2 separate regions of the Homo sapiens genome follow, and region 1 is linked to region 2. Evidence: read pairs that join two places in POLR2A ChIA-PET (ENCODE). Cell type or tissue: PC-9. All regions are shown on one strand. Each heading gives the region's core, and the rest is flanking DNA. Links, peaks and the distances in the headings are about the cores only. Region 1 overlaps MAGI3 (membrane associated guanylate kinase, WW and PDZ domain containing 3). Region 2 overlaps SYT6 (synaptotagmin 6).

Region 1 (5,000 bases), core at 1-5,000, 430 kb after region 2:
TAGCTAAAAGCAAAGATTATAGATTCCATGTAATAATGACATGCTTTAAACAAGTCATATTCCCGATAAACTCTAATAGAACCAGAAAAGAGCCACCCGAATAAATAAATGTTATTGTTTCAAAGCACAAATAGTTTTTAGGCCTTGGAGCATGCCATGATGATGTAAAAACTTGCTCTGATGTATTCCTCATACCAGACTGAAATGTCACATTTTGTAACAAGTTTATTTATATCAATGTTCCTTAGCTCCACTGTGGACTAAGCTTCAACTTAAATACAGCTTTCTGGAAGTCATTAGTGAGACTGTTTGTTTTATACAGTTTAATCTGAATACTCCTTGCCTTATAAATCCTTACTCTTTGAATGGTGGACATATTAAACATAAAATAATTCTTTGTCTACATGTTTAAAAGCATTTGGTTTTACTTCTACATGATTACATTTATTTCTCTTTTAAATCTTGCTATTAAAAAGGGAAGTAACAAGGTATTCTCATGTAGAATAAAAAGCCAAGTGCCTTTCTGGATCCAAGACTTCTGAAATAAGAGTTGTTCCTGTTCAAAAGCTGCCTGGTCCAAGACTGATGTAACTAAAGACAATATCATAGGATCTTAGCCTTCTAATCTCACTAGGGAGACAATGTAATAATATCTCAAAGCTTTTCTCCCTGTTGTGACCAGTAAGAAAATATGTTCACTAAAACAACAAAACGATTTTACTGCCTGTTTGTTTCTGCAGCCTCTGCTATGGCACATCTTCACTGTGGGGTCTGGGAACTAACTAGAAGTTTGGGTATACTTTTTTTTTTTTTTTGAGATGGAGTCTCATCATCTGTCAGCCAGACTGGAGTGCAGTGGTGTGATGTCAGCTCACTGCAACCTCCGCCTCCCGGGTTCAAGCGATTCTCCTGTCTCAGCCTCCTGAGTAGCTGGGATTACAGGCACCTGCCGCCATGCCTGGCTAATTTTTGTATTTTTAGTAGAGACAGACAGGGTTTCACCATGTTGGCCAGGCTGGTCTCGAACTTCTGACCTCAAATGATCTGCCTGCATTGGCCTCCCAAAGTGTTGGGATTACAGGCATGAGCCACTGTGCCCGACCGTGGGTTTATTTTTAGTATGCGTTCTTGCAATGGTAAGTGGGAATTTATATTTCACCTTAAAAGAGTATAAAATTAACCGTGGTCTTGAAGTAGGTTTTAGGCACTTTTCATACCGAGTTAAGTCAAAACATTCTAAAAGTAAGTATAAAACTAAATAAATAAATGATCTTTAAAGATAATGTGAATCATTAGTCTGATGAAATGGGATTTTGTGACCTTGTAGTAACTGGACTGATATTACTATATCCATTATAAATGTCTAGTAGCTGAATTTCCAATGAGAAACTCCTCTTCTCTCCCCAACAGTGTTAAGAAAGGATTTTCAGTAGCAAATTATTTATCCAAAGCTATTTTCTTTACAATGAAAGATGAAAAATGGTTATAATGATATTCAACTCTAAAGAATTTCAAACTCTATTTATAAATAAATAAAAGTATACCTATAGAGGTAAAATCATTATTATAAGACTCTTCCTGATTTTAGGACTTTGAAAGTTTGTTACTTGGAGGGACAAAATCTATTTGAGGACTCAGACTATGATGGGACCTAGCTCCACCATTAGAAAGCAACATTAAACCAATGTGACAGTAAAAGAAATGCAGGCCATAAACTGTTTTTTTTAAATATCTATATAAAAAATAATGAGCAATTTACAGATCTTTCTCTAATCAGAACCTCAAGTGTATATATAAAGGTACTGTACAATATATAAACATTTACAACCAGTACATCCACATTTTGCTCAGCATTCCAAGGCCACATTGCTAAGTCAGTATATAATCAGTACAGAGTTTACTTAGGAAGAACCACATAGGACAACATATGACATCAAAGTTATGTCACAGTTAACAAAAATAGGATTCGTTATCACTAATTGTGGACTACAGGGAAAATAATAAATAATTTCTGTGGTACTAAATTCTTAGTATTTATCAAGCCTCCTAATTTTGCTCTATTTGAATAGTTACAATAGGTGGGTAAATATAGTTCTGGATGAAAAGGGGATTTCAAAAATCTCACTCTGGGAAGCATGTCTTATCTACAGGGGCTAATTGAGTTGTTGGGTTAAAGAGTTTCACAGTCAGACTCCCAGAGGGAAGGACCTGGACCTAATGTGCTTCACAACAAGATGAACCCAGGTGACAGAACAAGTGTGTTCACACACTCCATAAAATAGTTTTATTCTCAGAAGGTGCCTTTATTTATATAGATGCTACTGAATGCTGCTTCAGGGAACTGAAAAACCTGGATCTATTTTATGGAAGTTGTTAACAGTCTCCAACTTCTAAGAAACATCTTTAACTAGACTTTTAAAAAGAATTCTGAAAATGTGTACAAGTTAAGCAGATGTTTAGTCTCCCTTTCTTGTTTTTAAATAAGAAAGTTAGTTAATGTAGCTAAAAGTTAAATAAGATCCAGTAAGTACTGTCTACACATTTGTCCTCATTTGCTGGGCATACCCTACACAGGTTGTTTTTAAACACCCAAGCTTGTGCACCTGCTACCAGAAGAGTTGGTACTTGGACTGTGAAACTGGTTTCATGATTAAGTCCCTCACATAATCTATATAATATGTTTACTTTTCAAATATGTATTATGTATTAAAGACTAATGACTTTAGTAGTAGGTACAGCCAAAATATCCAGAAATAGTTGGTGGTTTTTCTTCAAAGAGCAATAAACACTATTTCCACATGCTTCTTTATGGTTTCATAATTAAATAACTGAAATAAAAAGGGTGACCTGAGATGCTGTAAGTATACATCGAGGTTGGATAACACAGCAGGAGATGAACTCTATTGCTTAAAGTACTTTCTTATTTCAAACATTCAATTGTAAGTAATATCTTTAACAGTTATTTGAAACAACTTATCCAGCCAAATTAAAATAAAAAGCCATAAGAAAGCATCAATATTGGACTACATTTTTTTTTTCCTTAAAGTAGTGATGTTTGGGGGTTTTATTTTTAAAGTGGGACATCATCAGTAGCTGTTAGAAGAGACAACGGCCATCTTTAACGATGAGTTAACAGTCTCTTCTTCTGCAAGGACTCACATATTTCTCTCTGTAAACATGCAACATGCTATTGAGATCATCAACTTCCAAGCCAAACCTAACTTTTTCATTACTGTGGAAACAGCTGAACAAAAAGGATAAAAACAGACATGATACAGTAGATAACTTGGCACAAATACAAAGTGAGTTGTGACCACATTGTTAATATCAACATATGTCATTTGTTCAGACACTCATGAAGACGAGCTGGGCAGCCTGAGCAGGGCGGGTCAGATGAGCATGTGGATGCAGCTCCTTCCTGAGAGCGAGGGAGGGCAGCCGGCCAGGGGGACAGTTGGTTCTTAGCAATCCTAAAGGCCCTTCATGCAGCCTAGGTAACTTGAGGCTCACATTAACATGTACTTATCTGTTTCAGAATATCTGAAAAAAAAAAAAAGGCTTTTTCTGGAAAAATGCTGCTGTAAGAAAAGATTACAACTTGTTTTTCTTTGTTTTATACTAAAGGTTACTGCCGTTTCTCAGCCATACCAATAGTGCCTGTGACTTTATTTCCACTTGGAACCTTCCAGGGCCCTGGAGTTATCAGTGTTTTCTTAACTGGAGAACTGCTTTCCGGTTTGAACCTTCCAGTCTCTTTGTTTTTGTCAGCTGCCTCTAGTTCTTTCCCTTTGTGATCTTCTGTTTTGTTTGAAACTACCTTCTCTTCAGGTTCTTGCTTCAGCCTCTTTTCTGATAGCTGGACATTTTCTCCTATTTTATCGTTACTAGAACTTGTTTCTCCTGTGGTTACTTTCTTTCCTTTTTCATTTTCAGATACTTCTTTACTTGTAGTCTTATTAGTCATTTTGGATGGAAGAGATTTCTCAACCATTCTTTTGATTTTTTTCTCTGGAGACCTTGTTCTGCTTTTTTCCAACTGATTCTGCTTTGCATCTTTCCTGATGACGTCTGATTTTTCCTTCCCATCTGGGATCTGCTCAGCATTACTGCCCGTATAGCCTGCTATTCTTCGACTCTTACCCTCTAATAATTTGGCCTCAGCATTTGATGGAGCTTTGCTTCCTTCAATTTTTTGCTGCTTTTTTGGGCTGGCCGACCGACCTCTGCTTTTTCTGCACTGATCTTGTCCAGAGCCTGCCCTGGTGCTGACCTGACAACTTTTATTTTCCCCTTTGCTGGGGCTGAGGGATTGATCTCTGGGTCTTCTTTTGGGGTTATTTTTTAGAGGACTAGGAATCTTATCCAAATGTTCCTCTGAATGTTGACTGGCTGGCTTTTTGGGACTAACCGATCTACCTCTTCGTGTAACACCATTTTCTACTTTTAATAGATTTTTCTTGTTACTGTGCCCATGACTGCTGGGTGGATCCCTCTTACTCACATTTTTCTGGAGAAGAGACTGATGCTTTATCTCAGGCTGATTTTCATTTAAAGTGCTTTTCTTTTCAGGCACAATGTCCTTTAATTCTTCTGCCTTTTCACATATCTGAACTCTCAAAGATTCTTCAATTACTGGCACGTGAGACTCTTCAAATATGGAAGCAAAATGTGAAGATGGGGGTAATGGTGACTGTTCATCATAAATCACATTTGAAGACGAAGGATTATTAATATCCCAATCACCTAAAAAAGTGATTTGAATGGAACATTATTAAATTTTAGAATTACAAATAGGAACAATACGTTTTGAACTTTGACAGCCATTTGAATTGTCGTAACTGCTTAAAAAGCCTGAGTATTTTATACAGTTTGTATATGTTTACAACATATCTCTCTATAAAGGCGGATGTGTACAGACATCTGTTCATACATGAAGGATGGGTTGTTTATATACACAAAATAATATTCATTTTTTCCAATTACATATAATTAGTGAGATA
Region 2 (17,072 bases), core at 6,587-11,586:
TACTCATTCTCCATGAATATTTAATATCTTCCTTTCTGGATAAAGTCCCTGAGACCTTGAGGGCCTCTCTAGGGCTGCACTGAAATCTGAGTAGAGAGCTTTCCATGAAGTCCACTTGGCCTTGGGATGAGGGAATTAGAGAGACAGCCCCTGGGACAGGATGAGCCACAGCAAGATGTTCATCCATGTCTGGCCAGCACAGGCTGGCATTGCCCTCCATCTTGATGGCCTGAAAAACACCAATAATTGCTTCAAAAGACTGTCATTTTAGAGTCCTACCCTGCTGATCGTCTGGATTTGACACAACTTGGAGTTCACCAACATCCTCGACCATGGGTCGGGTTTCCCTAGGAGATATTTTATGTTTTCTTCACAAAACCTGTGTCTGATGCACTTGAGGTGGGAGGGAACAGAGGTGAGATCAGGAATGGGTGCAAAAACAGGCCTCAGATGACAATTTATGTGCAGAATTCCAACTGCACGTTAAGCAGGGTGTCCACCAGAGCTTCTTGGCCTCCTGTGTGCCAGGCTGTAAGTGCATTGTTTATTCATTCCTCACCCCTGCCTTGCAGGGTAGGTACTGGTGTTATCCCCAGTTTCCAGATGAAGCAACTCAGGCAATCTGCTCAAGGTCACCAGGCCAGTGAGCGGCAGTCCACCTGGGCCAGCCGGTTGCATGTGCTCCGAGCCCTCCCCCATGTTGCCACTCAGGAACTGGCTAACAGGGGCTCTCTCCATGCGTCCTGCCTCTTCCTGGGTTGGGGAGAGCATATATGATCATAGTCCCTTCTGCCACCAACGTTCCACCTCTTCTGAAATGTCATCCTCCTCTTGGTCTCCGATGGCTCTTCCTTCATTGACCCAGTCATGGAACACGGGTCTAGCTCCACCACACTCCAAGCAACACAAAGTGAGGAGCAGCACTTAACTGAAGGTCTGTTGTGATGGAAAGTGCCACTTCCCAGTGGCACAGCAGACTGCTGGTGGGCACCTGCCCCCAGCTCCCCACCACTCCCATCATTCTATCGTCTTCCCTCTCCCTTCCCCACAAGTTCTAGGCCTCAAATCCAAACCACCACCACACGTCCCTCTTTAAATTGCCTGACTTCTGTCCAGCCCCAGCCCCATCCCCAGGTGTAGCTCAGTTCCGGCCCCATCTTCTCACATTTAAAACCCAACAAGATTTCTAACTGAATAACTGGCCATCATTTCCAGGAGCAGTGGGGACCCTAAGATTGTTATATTGCCTTTACCAGGCTCCACCCTCCATAGAAGGTTTTTGTGGTTTCAAATGGCATTTGCTTTCTCTGTTTCCTAAGAATTGCTATGGCCATTGGCATTTCTGTGGGGCTTGTAAAGCCATTTTCCTATATATGCAGAGAGAGGCCCCTCCTTAGGGCTTGGGTGGAGTTGCCACCTGAGATAGGAAGGGGGAAGCCACTTCTATCTCAACCCTCCCAGTTCTGCAAGTCTCCTGAGAATGAACCAGTCCTTCCATTCAAAATGAGAAGGAGGCCCCAGCCGGATGGGGTCTCAGCCAGAAAAGAGACAGAGTGTTAGAGGTAAATGTCCATAAAACAGAGGATGCCACTCCACAGGGACAGGCAGAGGGCTGCCAGGGAAAGAGCCGGGGAGGGGCCTGTGCAAGTGTCCTGGCCACCTGGGGCTGGAGACCCTGAGGCAGTGTTGTTTGCTTTGTCTGTGGTTATTTCCTTTTGCTCACCCTTAGTATTTGAAGAAGTTCTTTTTTATATTACCAGGCTCTTTCAGGGATGTGATGGGAACCAGGAGCAGGGTTGGGTCTACACTTGAGTTGGAGCTTTAAAGAGAATGCAGGGACAGAACATGAAGGAGCACCTAGAACCAGAAAGAAAACCCAAAAGGAAAGACGGAGAATGTGCAGGGGGAGAGACAGAGGGTCCAGCTTCAGCCACCCTGGCCACCTGCCAGCCTTCTCCAGGGCTCCTCTCTGCTGCCCCCAAAAGGCTTTGCACTTTGTTTGAATAAAAGAGGTCACTGCTTTGTAGAAGGAGAGGGGAGAGGACAGCCCCTTGAGCCACCCCTGCACCCACATGCATGGGAACAGCACTGGCCTGGGGCTCTTTCCCAGGGTGAGTCCATCCCTCCTCGAGCCTTTGGTTGACTCACATCTCTGTAGTGACACATTGGACCATGTGCTAGGAACAGTCCAACTTCCAGAGAGAAAAAAACAGCTCTGGTGGTGTGTCATGACAACATGATAAGCATTTCCCTTCTTGAGAAGTTGGGGACAGGGCTAGCTTTGTGACTTGAGGCACCTGCTTGAAAATGCCTCCTCCACATTGTCAGAGCCATCTCCAGCTGAGTCACTCCTGCAGGGCCCTGTGAGACACTGCCGGGAGCCCTGCCCAGCCCCTCACAGGATCAATACATCAGAGGAACTAGCTGAAAGTCAGCTGGAAGCAAAAAGGCAGGAAGGAGGGCACGCGGAACAGCCAAGCTCAGAGTGCCTCGCGGGCCCCGGAGAAAAGGAGGTGTGAGTCAGGATTCTAATGCTGACAAGCTGTGCTGGGCGGGCAGGGCCCGGACAGGCATTTTGAAAGTAGGGGATTAGGGCTCAAGGTGACTTTGATGGGGAAAATTTTGAGAACCAACCTTTCTTGGTGCTGCTGGGCCTTTTTGGTAGGTTTGTGGAGAAAAAGAGGCCAGGGGGAAAGGCTGGCAGTGAAGGCCTTTGTAACTCCAACTCCTGCTGAAAGGGCGTTTTTAGTGAATCCTATCCAAGTGCAGGCAGCCATCCAGCTCTTTTTAGGGAGTGGGTGTTCCCTAGGAAAGTATTCCCCCAACCCTATTTGGAGAATTTTTACCAGAGAAACTCTGGCTGCGCTCCTCTCTGCCTCCTGCAAGAGATAGGGAAGTAGAATCTCAGCAGAGCCCTCTGCCACCCACCCTGAGTCTGGCCAGACCCCAGGCAGCCCCACGTGTGTGTGTGCATATGCTCATGTGCGCGCACACACACACACACACACACACACAAATGTACATGCTGTGTCCATCACACGCCAGGGAAGCAGCAAAGTGCTCATTCCTGTTCCATCTTGTTTGATTGGCTTTCTGTCAACCCTCCTCCCCCTGGAGGACTCCAGTCCCCAAGAGAGGGACATTTTTTGGTTCCGCTAAGAAATTCTGTTTGGAAAAGAATTTCGAGGAGACCTTGCAGCCTGAAGATGATGCGCTTAGGAATAACCTTAAGTGTGATTATAATAAAACCCAAACCACTTCCATGTCAGGTTGCATCTCTCATGTGTTGAGAAGGGAGAACAAAGATTTCACTCACAGGGAAGCTGAGGCCCTGATAATGGTGCAGCACCTTCAAGGCCACGCAGTCAGCTCTGCGCTGTCAGTCAGGATCCATGAGACCCTGCAAGGGGCACGGATCCAACGGCAGACTTGGTTCCAGGCCCCAAGAGCCTGCAGGTAAGCAAGAGTTGGAGTCAGGAGGCTGGGGCTTGAAGGTGGCTCCACTGTGTGGCCTGTCAAACCACTTCACCTCTCGCTTTCCCCCTTAGCCAAATGTGGACAACAATCTCTACCACAGGGCTGTGACTAGGGTGCAATACAATTTCAATGAGACAAGGGCCTTCCTAGGTTCTTGCCATGGTTTATTGCTCTTGAATCTAACAACAACAATAACTAATGTGTTTATAAGTAAATTTCCAAAGACGTGTTCTCATTTAACCTCAATATAGGAAGATATCAGTATTTCCATTTTATAGATGGGGAAACTGAGGCAATTCCTTGAAGTCACACAGTTTTAAAATGATAGAGCAGAGAACCAAAACTGATATCATTTTCCTTACACACTATATAACTAATATATTTTACCCTTCTTTGCCTCAAGGTAAAGTATTACATTCTTATTTTAGATAAGTTAGAAAATACAGAAAGCCACAAAAAATACGTTTCACTATAAGCCCATTCTCCCAAGAATACTGCAACTCCCATTTCGATGAGCCCCAGGGTCCTCCTGTTGCTTAGAAAACAATGTGAATGCAGTGAAGGGAGAGGACTACCATGGAGGCTGTGAGGGGTTGATGCACTGGCTGGGTTGGGCCTGCAAATGTTCAGGATTAAGGCATTTTGGAGGAATGCTGGAAAGAAGGGAAGATGTGGAGTGAAGAACAGGAGGGAGGAGAGTGCGAGGTGTGCAGGGCCAAGGCTCCAAGGAGGGATAGTGAGGACAGGCCTGAAGATCTGGCAGGCCCCAAGCCAGCCTTCTCACCAAAGACCAAGGCCACTGCCCATCTCATATCAGCAAGTCCCTGAGCATTCTGAGATGTTAGGAGTAGGAGGGGCCATGGTCTTCTCAGATGATGAGGTTGAGATCCCAGAAGACTCTCTGGAGAGTCCTACAACCTCACAGGGACTGCCAACCTCCCCCTGGGGGCCTTGGTGGCTATGGAGACATCGCCTGTCCCTCTCTGGCCAGTTAGCTGCCCAGTGGGCAGGGCGGTAGGGACAGCTTCAATGAAGGCCCTGCCTCTAGGCACGGACAGCGTGAGGTTTGATGCAGCTCTGTTCTCCAGCCAGGGCAGCATCAGCAGCTCCTTCAAGCCACACAACCCTGGGTGTCTTTCCAGTGACGTAGGAGGGGGTCCTAGCCAGCCACACCCTCTTTACCAATCCCTGAGTGCAGGTGCCCCAGGGGCAGGGACCCCATCTTGTTACTAATAACAACAATATTGGTAACAAGTCACCTTGCCTTTATATACCACTGTTGAATTTACAGAGCCTTTTTGCACACATTGTCTCACTTAATCCTCAGCAGGTAGGAGGAATTATCCTAATTCTGTAGATAGAGAAAATTAAGCTAAGAGAGACTAAGTGAATTATCTGAGGTTGCACAGCAAGTAATAAAAACGTTTATTTATTTTGCTTGTCACTTTGTGTTGCTCCAGAAAAGATTTAGCTAGCTCATAGGACATGCGACAAGATTAAAAATAAGTTTGAAACATCATTAAAGAGTAGCAAAAAAATAAGTGAAAGAATGTGAAATTCTGGAATCCAGCGAGTCCCCTACACAATGTGCACGCCCTGCCCTCCAAACCTGCCACACAACTGACTTGAAGCATTCTGGCAGATAACACAATAAGGGAAAGATAGTCACAGAATTCAGCGTCCATTAAGTAAAGACAAACCAGAGGCTTAGGAAACACTAAGCTATTCCTGGTTCTAAGACAAGAGGAAATTTTCTACCGAGGGCATCACACAGTGAACACCATCACAAGGAGAGATCATAGTGTGGTCTTTGAATTCTGAGACCTCATCAACACCTCTATGCCTTCGGTTTTTCAACTGCAAAGTGGGGGTAATTATAAAACCTAGCTCACAAATTTGTTTTGACAAATACATGAGAATCTTTAAAAGAGATTTTTTTTTTTTTTTTTGAGACAGAGTCTCTCTCTGTCGCCCAGGCTGGAGTGCAGTGGTGCGATCTCGGCTCACTGCAAGTTCCGCCTCCCAGGTTCAGGCCGTTCTCCTGCCTCAGCCGCCCGAGTAGCTGGGACTACAGGTGCCTGCCACCATGCCTGGCTAATTTTTTGTATTTTTAGTAGAGACAGCGTTCCACTGTGCTAGCCAGGATGGTCTCGATCTCCTGACCTCGTGATCCGCCTGCCTCCGCCTCCCAAAGTGCTGGGATTACAGGCGTGAGCCACCGTGCCCGGCCTGAGAGAGGTTTTTGAAAACAAGTTACTGAGAGAATGTGTAAAGCCCCGTCAAACCCTGCTCAGTCAGAGCTCCAGAAGCATTGGGTGAACAATTCTCAGGGACAACCTTTCAGAAAACCAAGCTGGCTTGGCATGGTGGCTGAGGTAGACCCTGGGGTCTGGCTGCCTGGGTTCAAGCCATATCTCCCCACTCTTTAACGTAATATCTCCATGCTTGTTCTCTCATCTGTAAAGTGTGGGTAAAAATAACCCTTTTCCATAAGGTTATTGTGAGGATTAAAGAAGAGAATTCACACAAATCTCAGCCAAGTGCCCATCGGCACACAGCAAGTGCTCAATGAATGCCAGCTATGTGTAGTATCTTTAAAGTTCTTCCTTATCGTCATCCAGTGTTAGAGGTAGGTAGTTCCTGGAATTTGGGACTGTCCATGTGCCCTGGAGCCCTGAACCCTGGCCTTGCATCCAGTAGGTACTCAATTTATACTTGTGGGATGGAATTGGAAAGTAAGAGAAAGGGATTCCAGCTTAGCCTGGGAGCTGGAAAACTCCAAGTAGAATCACCAGGGGCACACAGCCCTTCCAAGCCTCTGTTTTCTGATATGTGAAATGAACAGGGGCCTGTAATCTCTTGGGACCCTTGAGTTCTCACAGTGATCACCAGAGAGGGCTTTACACTTCAACTACTAACTGCAGAAGGGGCTTGGCTGGGAATCCTTTAAAGAGAGACGTCAGGCCGACCCGATTCCCACCTTTATCTCTAGGAAGGACTGGGCTGGGACTGAGTTGCTGGATGCCCTGCAGAACAATGGTGTGCACGGAGGGCAGTGATCACGGAGACATAGGAGCCACCCCAGGTCCAGGAATCTGTGATTTCTCGCTGCTGGACCTGGAAGAAAGGGGCCTGGGTATGCCTGGGAATGGGCTATTTCCACTCCCGTTTGGGACCCTGCCCCCTTGAGGAAGCGTTGCCTCAGCTGACACCGACAGGAGATGGCTCTGTCTGGTGTGAGAGGAGAGGCAGATGGGGGTGGGGGAGGATGGAAGAGGTGAGAGAGGAAATGCTGACTGCTGTGTGGGAAGCCAGAGAAAGCTGGGCATCGCCTGGGAGAAGGAACCTGAGCCGCGGGGACAGCCGGGGAGCAGCAGGCCCCTCTGCAGCAGCAGCAGGAGCCCCAGGGACACCCCGCCGGAGGGCCTGGCATGGCCTGCGTGCTGTGGCCTCCCCAGATGCCAGGCAGCGCCATTCCTGAGCAGGGAGGTCTCCAGGTTCATACAGTGCAAAGAGGCAGTTTAAGCCAAAGGGAGGATCTGCAAACTTCTGCTGTGGCACTCAGGCGACCCCTGGCACCAGGGCCGTCCAGTGCCTCGGCTTCTCCCTGGGCCTCTCTCCTCCCAGCCTGAGCCTCACTCTGTTTCTGCCACTCTGCACTTGGTGCCTGGAAGGGAGGAAATAACTATTAGTGTCACCTGCTTACCAATGAGAGACATTAGCTGGCTCTGGCAGAACATGCGGCCTGTAATTTTTGGAGGAGTTACAATAATGGAGCTAATTTGGCGCTTTATCATCGTGCTCCTGGGTGAGCAGGGGGAAGGGAGGCCTGGGGCCTGGTTTATAGCAACCTCCCAGCAAAGAGCTCTGTACTTCCTGGGAAATCTCTGGGATCCTGGCCCCATGCTCCCTCCTTCCTGTCCCCCTCTCCCACACCGCTTGCTTCTCCTTCCAGTGAGGCATTGTCAGGATGCAGTTTGGAGATGGCTGAAGCCAACCCACTAGCGGCCAGAGGCCGCTCCACAGCAGGATGGAACAGGAAGGGGCCCGAAAGTGTCTGAAGAGTTTGCTCTGCACTAGATCCCTGTGAGGCGTCTTCAGTGCATACACTCATTGGGCTTCACGGTTCACCCTATTTTACTAATGAGGAGGTGAGGTCATCTGGTACAATGCTCTCATTTTACGGCTGAGGATGCACAGCTCAGGGAGGCACAGTGACTTGCCCCATATCATTCTACTGATTCGCAGCAGAACCGGGATTTGAACCCAGACCTCTGAGAGCCAGCTTAATTTTTCCCTTAAGTTCTCTTACTGGGAACATCTGAACTGGAGCCTGAGAAGACACAGGATGCCCTCCCCAATCCTACTGATTGAAGGCGCTGCTGGGTAGGGAAGCCCAGGGCTGGGAGGGAAGAAAGAGCCAGCAAATCAGCTCAGCTTCCATGGGGCCCTGCAGGCAGGAGCTGGGGCCTCTGAAATCCAGGCTAGAAGATGTGTCGTTCCCACCCTCTACCCAGGAACAACTCCAAGGCAGCTGCCTCTTCCTCCAACTTTTGCTGACTTAGACATCCATGGGGCACACCTGGCCCCTCAGCCCACCAGGCAGGCAGTGGGGACTGCACACCCAGTGGGCTTAGTGCCACCACCTGCCTCCATGTGGCAGGAGAATGAAAGGCTTACAAACAGATTGTATTCTTGCTATATGCACGTCTCGGTTTTCCTACTAGCAGCTGGCCGTGCTCTCCCCGTGGTTTCCTCTTATGCCTGTAAATCAGGGCGAAAGGCACCTGCTTCACAGGTAGCCACCTCAAGCATGACAATACTGCCCATCATCAGAAAGGGTCAGAGACCTTCAGTGAGTTTTACAGTCACACAGCTGGAAAGCAGCAGGGCAGGGATTCGAACCCCAGGTTCTGTGCCCAACTCCATGCATCGCTCCTTGGAACTGTTTATACTAAAACTCCTGTAGCAGACTCATGGTTCTTCCCTTCTGGAATCATGAATCAGGAGTTCTTCGTTGATGATTAGTCGTGGGTCTAGATGAAGGCCACCAAAATGCCTAAAACATGAGGCCAAGGGAAGGTTCTTGGTTTTGGTGAAGAGAAGGTGGAGTCAAAACTGATACAGTCTTAGAAGGCATAACCTCTAAATTATGATGTAATAGTAGGTGGGAACTAGGAGGGAAGGCATAGATGCCCCAGGAACTGGGTCAGCCATTTGGGGGGACTTCCTGAGTTCCGGGCGGGGGTGGAACACTGGAAAAGAGGCATTGATTGTTAAGCTGAATGTGGTCTTGCTGGGAAGCTGGGACTGGGTAAGTTGGCTGATCACTTGGGGCCTCTTGCTTCCTAGTGGCATGTGATGGGAGTTGCTTTGCTCTGATCCTTAAATATCCCGCACCAAGGGAATGAATTTTGAGATCTGACACCTTCAACTCTCCCAAGAAGCCTGTAGAGATCACAGACCATCTCCTCACCCTTCCTCAAGACCTAAGGAAGCAAGGAAATAACAGTGAGGAATATAACTACACCTTTACAGGAGACAGGGGAAACACTTCACTGGCTCAAAACTTTTTCATATGTGGGTTTCCTCCTCCCAGTCCTGGTGGCTGCTCCCCAGAGACCTCAGGTACAAAGATCTGTGCAGAGAGGGCCCGGGGTTCTTCCACTGAACTGCCGCGTTGGGGACAAGAATTTTGGCCCAGGGGTTCTGCCCCTGCTGGCCTAGCTTCTCCCCCTCCCTCCTTCCCCTGAGGCAGTGTCTGCTGCAGCAGTTTGGCACTTGGTGAGAGAATGACTTAACAGGTGACTTTCGTGAGAAATGACGGGCTGAGGCCAGGGTGCTGCACTAGCAGGTTTAAGTGAGCAGGATGTATCCTCTCATAGTCTGTAACGCAGGGTGACACCATCCATTCATCTTCTTTCAAGAGAGGCAGGTGGGGGCAGGCAGAAGGGAGGTAATATTCTAAGTCTCAGAGCTTTCTCTCTCATGCTTCTTGCTTCCAGAACACCAAGAAATTTCACCTTCAAAACCTACACGGTCCTCGGCAGCCCTAACCCTCAATAACCAGGGACAGAAGGTGGGGTGGAGTGGGGTGGAGCATGGACAGTCCCAGAGGAGGCTGGGTGGGATGGAGGAGAAGAGCAACACCTTCAGAGTCAACAAACCTGAGTCCAAAGCCAAGCTTAGCACATGAGACCCTAGGCAAGTTATTTAACCTCTATGAGTTTCAGTACAATGTAGAGATGATTATGCGCTCCTCCCAGGCATAGAGTATGAGTAAAATGAACGTAATATGTGTTAAGAGCTGGGTGCAGTGGCTCATGCCTGTAATCCCAGCACTTAGGGAGGCCGAGGCGGGCAGATCATGAAGTCGGGAGTTTGAGACCAGCCTGGCCAACATGATAAAACCCCGTCTCTACCAAAAATACAAAAATCAGCCCGGCATGGTGGCATGCACCTGTAATCCCAGCTACTCGGGAGGCTGAGGCAGGAGAATTGCTTGAATCCAGGAAGCCGAGGTTGCAGTGAGCCGAGATCGCACCACTGCAGTCCAGCCTGGGCGACAGAGCGAGACACTCAAAAAAAAAAAAAAAAGTGTTAAGTACCCAACATAGTGCCTACAAACTAGTAGATGCTCCATAACTGTTAATCTCCTCCTCTCTTGACTTTGGCTTTAATCACCAAAATAAATAGATTCAAAGAAGTGGAAGAAACTTCAAAATCCTGTCCAGAGTATTCGTGTTCAATTGGTTCTTCCAACTAGACAAAAGCAATGGTTGTCAGTTCCTGAGACTTCCCTGGGGCATGTTAAACATAGATTATTGGCCCTGCCTTCTGGTGAGGGTAGGGCCCAAGAATTTGTGTTTCTGATTAGTTCCAAGTGATGCTGATCTTATTGGTCAGGAACACATCCTTGGAGATCTATGGCAATAAGGAATATTTACAGAGTGGTGTCAGATATCTTTGAAACACTGTCTTTGCTTAATACCTAATTTTCTTAAACCCTGTAAATTTGGATAAGGCAGCTTCTTTCTAAAATATACCCAGTGTGCCATGTGGTGCACAGGAAAAAGGCAAAGGGAAGTAAGTGGTGAGGGCCAGGACCAGTCCAGCAGCCCACATGGCTTCGATCCTTCAGAACCCTTGCTTGTGCCTAAAAAAAGAGAAGAGGCCTTTTATGCCTTAACTTTTGCTTGGCAGCTCTGATATTTAATGACTTCAGTTGCATTAGGACATGTTCCATGTCACAGAGATTCTAATAGGGTCTGACCTGGGGCAACCTCAGAATCTCTCGCCTTATATCACGAACTGAGGCTATGTAACACTCATCTGGGAAGCCTGTCAATAATGCAAACATCCAGGCCCCGCCTCCAGAGATGATGACTCAGTAGATCTTGGGCGCAGCTCAGGAATCAAGTCTCCACCTCCCAAGCTTCTAATGCAGGGAATATTCAGCCCACCCGCTGAGGAACACCTATGAGGCTCCACCCTGACACCATCTCAATAACCACAGCAACCCTCCTGGGGAGACCAGAGGCTGAGGCTGAGGTTAAGCAAGGGCCTACTCTTGTCACCCATTCATTTTGCCACCTTAACCAGGTGAGCCCCACAAAGCTGAGTTGCTCATTAATTCAACAAATACTTGTCAGCATCTGTTATACACCAGGCACCGTGCTCAGTACTGAGAATACAGTGGTGAGTAAAATATGAGGTTGAGATTAGGGTGAGGCGAGTGAAGTACCCAGGGGGCAGAATGGAAGGGGACACTCACTCTTGGATACATGCATGAACCTGACAGTGAGCACTTCCTTCACTTTTGTACCTGGGCACCTGCTTTGCCTCACCCTTGTCCTGGCCCTGGCAAAACAGACCCAGATCTGTCCTTCGGGAACACAGTTGGCAGCAGAGGGAGGCGCTGGAGGAAGTGGCCTGAGATGAGTGGGTCTCTGCCATGTGAAGAGCTGGGGAAAGAACGGTCAATCAGAGGAAGAGAAAGTGCAAAGTCATGGGGCAGGAAGAGCCTGGGGCATTTGAGGAAGCCTGTGAGGAGAGCCCTGGCACGGGGGGAGGCTGAAGAGTCAGCCCCGTTCGTGGAGGGCCCTGTAGATCTTGATAAGTGCTTTTGTTTTTATTCCTAGTGAAAGGGGATGCCATTGGAGGTTTTAAACAAGGAGTGGTACAATCCATTTTCCATCTGGGGAAGAGCACTCTGGCTGCTGTGTGGAGAATGGGGCGGGAGAGCAAGGGAAGCAGGGAAGGCAGATAGGAGGCGGCTGTATGCTGGCAGGGGGGTAGGCTTTGGCCTCCGTGTGGCACTGGAGATGGAGAGAGGTGGGTGGACTTGAGATGGAATTTGGAGTTAGAATTATCAGGGCTTGATGATGATCTAAATCCAAAAGAGGAAGGCAGATGTCCACAAAGATGTCTCATTTCTGGCTTGAGCAACTGGGTGGATGGATGGGCCAGGTTGGGGAAAATTAGAGGAGAATGTAAACAGAAAAGGGCAACTTTGAGCCTCTGAGAAGTTTTAGATTTCCAGCCACATGGCCATGTCATTTTGGATATATGAGTCTGGAGTCTAGAAGAGATGTCTGCGGAGGGGCCATAAACTCAGGAGCCATGAGTGGGGAGATGGATATTAACATTATGGCTGAGTGAGGAGAGAAAAAGCTTGACAAACTTCACTGTTTAGAGGCAGGGATGGGAGAAGAGGCTGGCACAGGAAACCTGAAAAAGGCAGCCAGAGAGGTGGGAGAAGAACCGGAAGGAAGTGGAGTTGTCAAGAGCAGGGCAGTCAACTCTGTGAAAGGCTGGAAAGAGCTTCTCTATGGAGCACCTTGCCATGGCAAGACCCAGAGATTCTGGAGTGTGGGGAGCAGGAGGTGGGGAAAGATCTTAATCTTCAGGGTGACTGTCCCCAAAGAGATGATGAAGCTAAAGCCACTGTCACGCAGTGCAGGCCTGTGCCTTTGGCTGAGACCAAAGCCCTGCCTATTTGGCATCCCCCTCAGGGCACTTGTTTGCAAGAAACATTCCTCAGCTGCCCCAGGAGACTCATCAGGAAACCAGGACCAAGGTATCTTCCCTCCTGCTGAGAGTCCCAGCCCCCACAGCCCTGCGAGGGGCAGAGAGCAGATCTCTCACCACGGGGAGATGTCTGCCCTCTCCCCAGGAGAAACTGGCAGCTATTTGACAGCCACTCGGCAAGACAACTTGTGACAAGAAATTAAGATGGATTTTCATCATTAACTTCATTAATGTACCCTTTACTACCCCCACCACCCCTGTGGTTAATGAAGATGACAGTGGAAGGACCAGATCTGAAGTGAGGTCCTCGGCTCTGGGCTCTCAGGCACAAGCACCCTACGGCACAGACTTCCTGGCTTGACCAGGCATTACTGCCATCTCTTCTAAAATTTCTCCAAACTCCACTCCTCTCAAGCTCCTTTCCACTCTCTCAGCCCCTCTTCTTCTCCACCCTCACTTTAAAAAGTCATTAGGAAGAGATCTGCACCTCCCAGTGTGTTCTGACTCACGGATATTTGCCCAAAAGTAATGGTGCGTGTGAAATACTAAGCCTCTTTTCAAGGGCAGGTTCACGAAGGGGAGGCTGAGAAAAAGTTTCCTAAATAAGACCATCTGTTTCTCTGAAGATGCTCAGATGCTGAAACATTTGCTTCCCGCTGATGTGCTTTAGTCTCAATGGGTCCCTAGGACAAACCCAGACTCAAGGATCTCACCCACGTCCTCCGTGCACCGCTGCTCCACACCGGCTTGGGGGTGCCCGCTTCTCCATGGGGCAGTCCTTAGCTCTGTGTCCACACTGCAGGGTGAAGCTGGAGTATACTGAGTTCGTATAAGGAGCCTCAATTCTGGTTGATCATTTATTCATAATGCTGCAAGGCCCTTGGGGCAGAGAAGCACTTGAGAGTAAAAGCAGGCATGGAACTCAGAACAAACAGAACCTGCCCCAGCACCCAGCAGGAAGCCCCGAGCGTCACAACAGACACATCCCACCCTTCCACCCCAGACACCCCCAGCATTCTTGCTGAAGCCCTAGGAGCCCGGGCCTGAGGCGGAGCAGGGAATCAACTCACGTCACCCAGGCCGGTGTTCACAGCAGGGGCCCCCTCTCGGCACCCTAGGAAGGAGTGCCCACTCCCACAGCTCCTCTCTCCCAGGCGAGAGCTGAGCCAGCTGTGGGAACGTGGGGCGGGCAGAGCGTCAGTCTCCACTCTCCTCCTGCAGCCCCTCACCCGGCAGTTTAGCACATCCTGCCGGGTTCCTCTCGGAAGTCCTGACTTTGCCTTGGGGCAGTTGTAAGATTTCTCCCTTGGCCTTTACCACCCAAGGGCAATGGGAGCACAACCCCAGGCCAGACCAAGGGAGTCAGAGGAGGTGACCCAAGAGGGGGTGACAGGACAGCTGGCCTGGAAAGATCAGAGTTGTCCAGGATGGTCAGAGGGATGGAGAGGTTATTTCAGGTGGTAGAAAGAACAAGATGAAGTCATGAAGGTGGGAAAGATCTTGGAGCATTTAGTGAGGAGGTGTCATCAAGAGGCAGGATGGTGTCATGGCTGAAAGTGGGGGCTCTCAAGCTTCCGTCCACATCCTGGCTGTGCCATTTAGTAGCTGTGTGCCCTTGGGCCACTTGCATAACCTCTCCGTACTTCAGTGTCCCCAGGTAAAAAGTGGTGATAATAGTAGTAGCCATCTCCCAAGGCTTTTGTGAAGATTATATGACATCATACGTATAAGCACTTAGGGCAGGACAGCACATAGTAAACACTCAATGTTATGGTTATTATGGCTGGAGTGTACGGCACCTGGGGCAGAACAGTGGAAGGTGAGGCTGGCTAGAAAGGCGAGGGCCACCCGGTGAAGAAGCTTGAATGCCATGTGATTCTGTGGATTAGTGATTTTTCATGCCGACTCCTAAAAGTTCCAAGGAGGGAGCCCGAGGTGTTGAAGGTACTCTGGATGCCCTGTTTCTGAGCCACTCTTCAGCTGCTGTATATGATTGGGCTTTTGGATGATACTTCATTTGAAGAAGAGGCTTTCCAACTACAAAACAAGTGTGAAATGAGAAGCCACTGAAGAATTCTGAGCAGGAGACCAACCACCTGGTTACAGCAAGGAGGATGGATTGGAGGGAGTGGGCAGGGGGAGTTAGAAAACTGCAAGGATCTGGCAGAGATGGTGCAGGCCAGAGCTGAGGTAGTGCAGCGAGGATGGGAGGAGAGGGCCTCAGAGTTTGGGGACACTCAGAAGGGAGAAGCTGTGCAGCTTGGGAACTGAGTAGCTGTGGAGGCCGTAGCATCTGAACTCATGCTCACTTTCTCCCGGCCCCTGCCACCCATTCTTTACAAGCTGCTGAAGTCCCAAACTGCTGCAAGTCCTCAAAGGGCTCTGCTTTTCATAGGAAGCAAAATCCAAGCACTTGCAAGTCCTCCCTTAACCTCCCTCTTACCCTTTGCTTACTCTGGTATCATAGCCACCATCCGCTTCCCCCAGCCAGACCCACAGCACTCTTTGCTAGCCTCTGCTGAGAGCTCTCCTTCCATTCTTGGCTGCTCCTCCCCATCTTTCAGGACCACTATGAATAAAGCGGCCGCACACCCACTCACTACCCTTGGTCAGGTCCCTGGCTCCCTCGCTGCCCTTGGGTACCATCTTGCTTAGTGTACTTTTGTCTTCCTCCCTTAGAATACAAGTTCCTGGAGGGCTGGGACTTTGTCTTATCATTACTATCTCTCCAGATCCTCCAACATTTAGTGGGTGTGTGACAAATGAATGACACACATGAAAATGGTCTCTGGTGTGGGTGTCTGGGTTGAAGGTGACACAGTGGACTGAGTAGGAAGTAAAGCAGGAAGGGCAGGGGTAGAGCCAGTCTCCCATTGTCTGCAGAATCAAGGACAAACTCCCAAGTATGGGCTAAGAGGCAGGCAAGGCTGGCCCTTGCCTGGGGCCCTGTTTCTAGCCTCATCTGGGAGCTCTCCGCCCCTGTCATCACCATGCTGTCAGCCACAGGGAACCTCTCATGCGCCCCGAACACTCCCTGCCCCTTCTGTGTCTTTAGGCACTGTTGATCCCTCTCCAGAGAAAAAAAGCAAAAGCGCTTGCTTACTTTTTTCTGCTAGAAATCTACTTTTACTGACCTGTCTAGATCCTATCAAATATCACCCTCTTTGGGAAGCCTAGCTTGAAATCTGGGGCTGAATTCCTTCTTCCTTGCTCTGCATGCCCACGTCTTGTCCACACCTCTATTACTGCACCGACCAAACCAAACAGTACTACCTACTGACATGCCTTTCCCTGCCCCTGTTCCAAGACCGTGAGCTCTTTATAACAGTAGTAATAATTATAATAGTTGCCAATACTTACTAAGCACCTACTCTGTGCCAGCCACTGTGCTAAGTAAGCACTTTGCACAAATTACCTCATTTAATCTCTGCGGCAACCCTAAGAGGTGGGTCCTATATTCATCCCACTGTACAGTGTACAGGTTAGGAAGCCAAGATTATGAAAGGTTAAGTAAGCCATACTACTCTCTTAGGAGTACTTAAGCTTTCATAGTCTTAAGAGCTGGAAGCTGGATCTGCCTGACCCCAAATCCACATTCTCAACCATTTGTTCATTAGCCAGTATTTGCTGAGCACTTACTACACATCAGGCACTGGGCTACACATGAGAGGTATAAGGATGAATAAAACCAGACCCCATTCGTGCCTTCAAAGAGCATACAATCTGGTGAGAAACACAGGCATTCATCATGTAGTCCCCAGATCAACATAAAAGTTAGAGTTGTAGTGTGTGCTATGAAGAGGAGGCCTGTGTTGCTATGGGAGGAGATATCACAGGGGCTGGCTCAGCTCCAGGTATCTGGCTTCCACATCTGACTCATCTCTGTACCCCCAACACAGAGCCCCAGGCCTACAATGCGGGGTTTCTTTAGCCATTGGAGTCCAACTGGCTTCTACCTCATCTCTCTTCCAGCCCCCCTACCCTCCCACAACCCCTGGGGAACTTAACAGCACTTCCTGCCCAGTGCTTCTGAGATCTTTTTAGGTCTCCTATGGCTTTCCTGAAAGTATAGCGGATGCTTCTCTGCTGATGATGAGAGATTCAGACAAGCCACTTAATGACTAAGAGACTAGAAGTGCTCTGTAAGAAATGGGGAAGCATTGTTCTTGCTTTGCTTAGCCTGCATTCCCAAGATGGACTCACAGGCACTGACGCCACTCGCTGCTTATTCAGGAGGAAACATGACTGGCCTTGGAGAAGAACAAAACATTTGAGGGGCAATGGGAACTTAAAAAATGGGAGCATTTGGATTTCAAAACGAAATTGCTAGATTCCCTGAGGCAGGCGATAGACACCACTTAAGCATCCTTGGGTCGTCTCAGTTGGTGATGGCTGATAGATTTTCCAGTTGGAATCTTGGGTTCTCATGGCTGACAGGGACCTTGAGGATAGAGCATCTCATCTAGAACAACCCCTTCATTTTATAGCCCAAGGACCAGAGATGGGAAATGATTTGCTCAAGGTCTCACAGCTAACTGGGGGTAGAGGGTCTAAAGTCCAGGTCT

Evidence for each region. Peaks named below come from ENCODE experiments on the same cell type or tissue, not always from the same donor. Only the 100,000 strongest peaks of a DNase experiment are listed, where the experiment ranks them.
Region 1: POLR2A ChIA-PET joins it to region 2 with 5 read pairs; 2 of 35 experiments call an interaction of 5 or more read pairs at or near these places.

The regions. Positions count from the first base shown.
Region 1 is chr1:113,682,640-113,687,639 of GRCh38, reverse strand. MAGI3 (membrane associated guanylate kinase, WW and PDZ domain containing 3) reads right to left here. Exons shown (of 21, transcript NM_001142782.2): 21 at 1,717-4,743. The coding sequence ends at 3,626. Among named protein-coding and RNA genes, the nearest start is that of PHTF1, 74 kb to the left of the region's middle. In PC-9, for the core only: no CTCF peak of the experiment used is centred there; no DNase peak of the experiment used is centred there.
Region 2 is chr1:114,108,425-114,125,496 of GRCh38, reverse strand. All of the region lies in intron 3 of SYT6 (synaptotagmin 6), which reads left to right. Among named protein-coding and RNA genes, the nearest start is that of SYT6, 37 kb to the left of the region's middle. RefSeq lists enhancers at 311-1,098, 16,215-16,264. In PC-9, for the core only: no CTCF peak of the experiment used is centred there; DNase peaks (open chromatin) are centred at 9,276, 10,916 and 11,506; H3K4me3 peaks cover 451 bases; H3K27ac peaks cover 2,723 bases.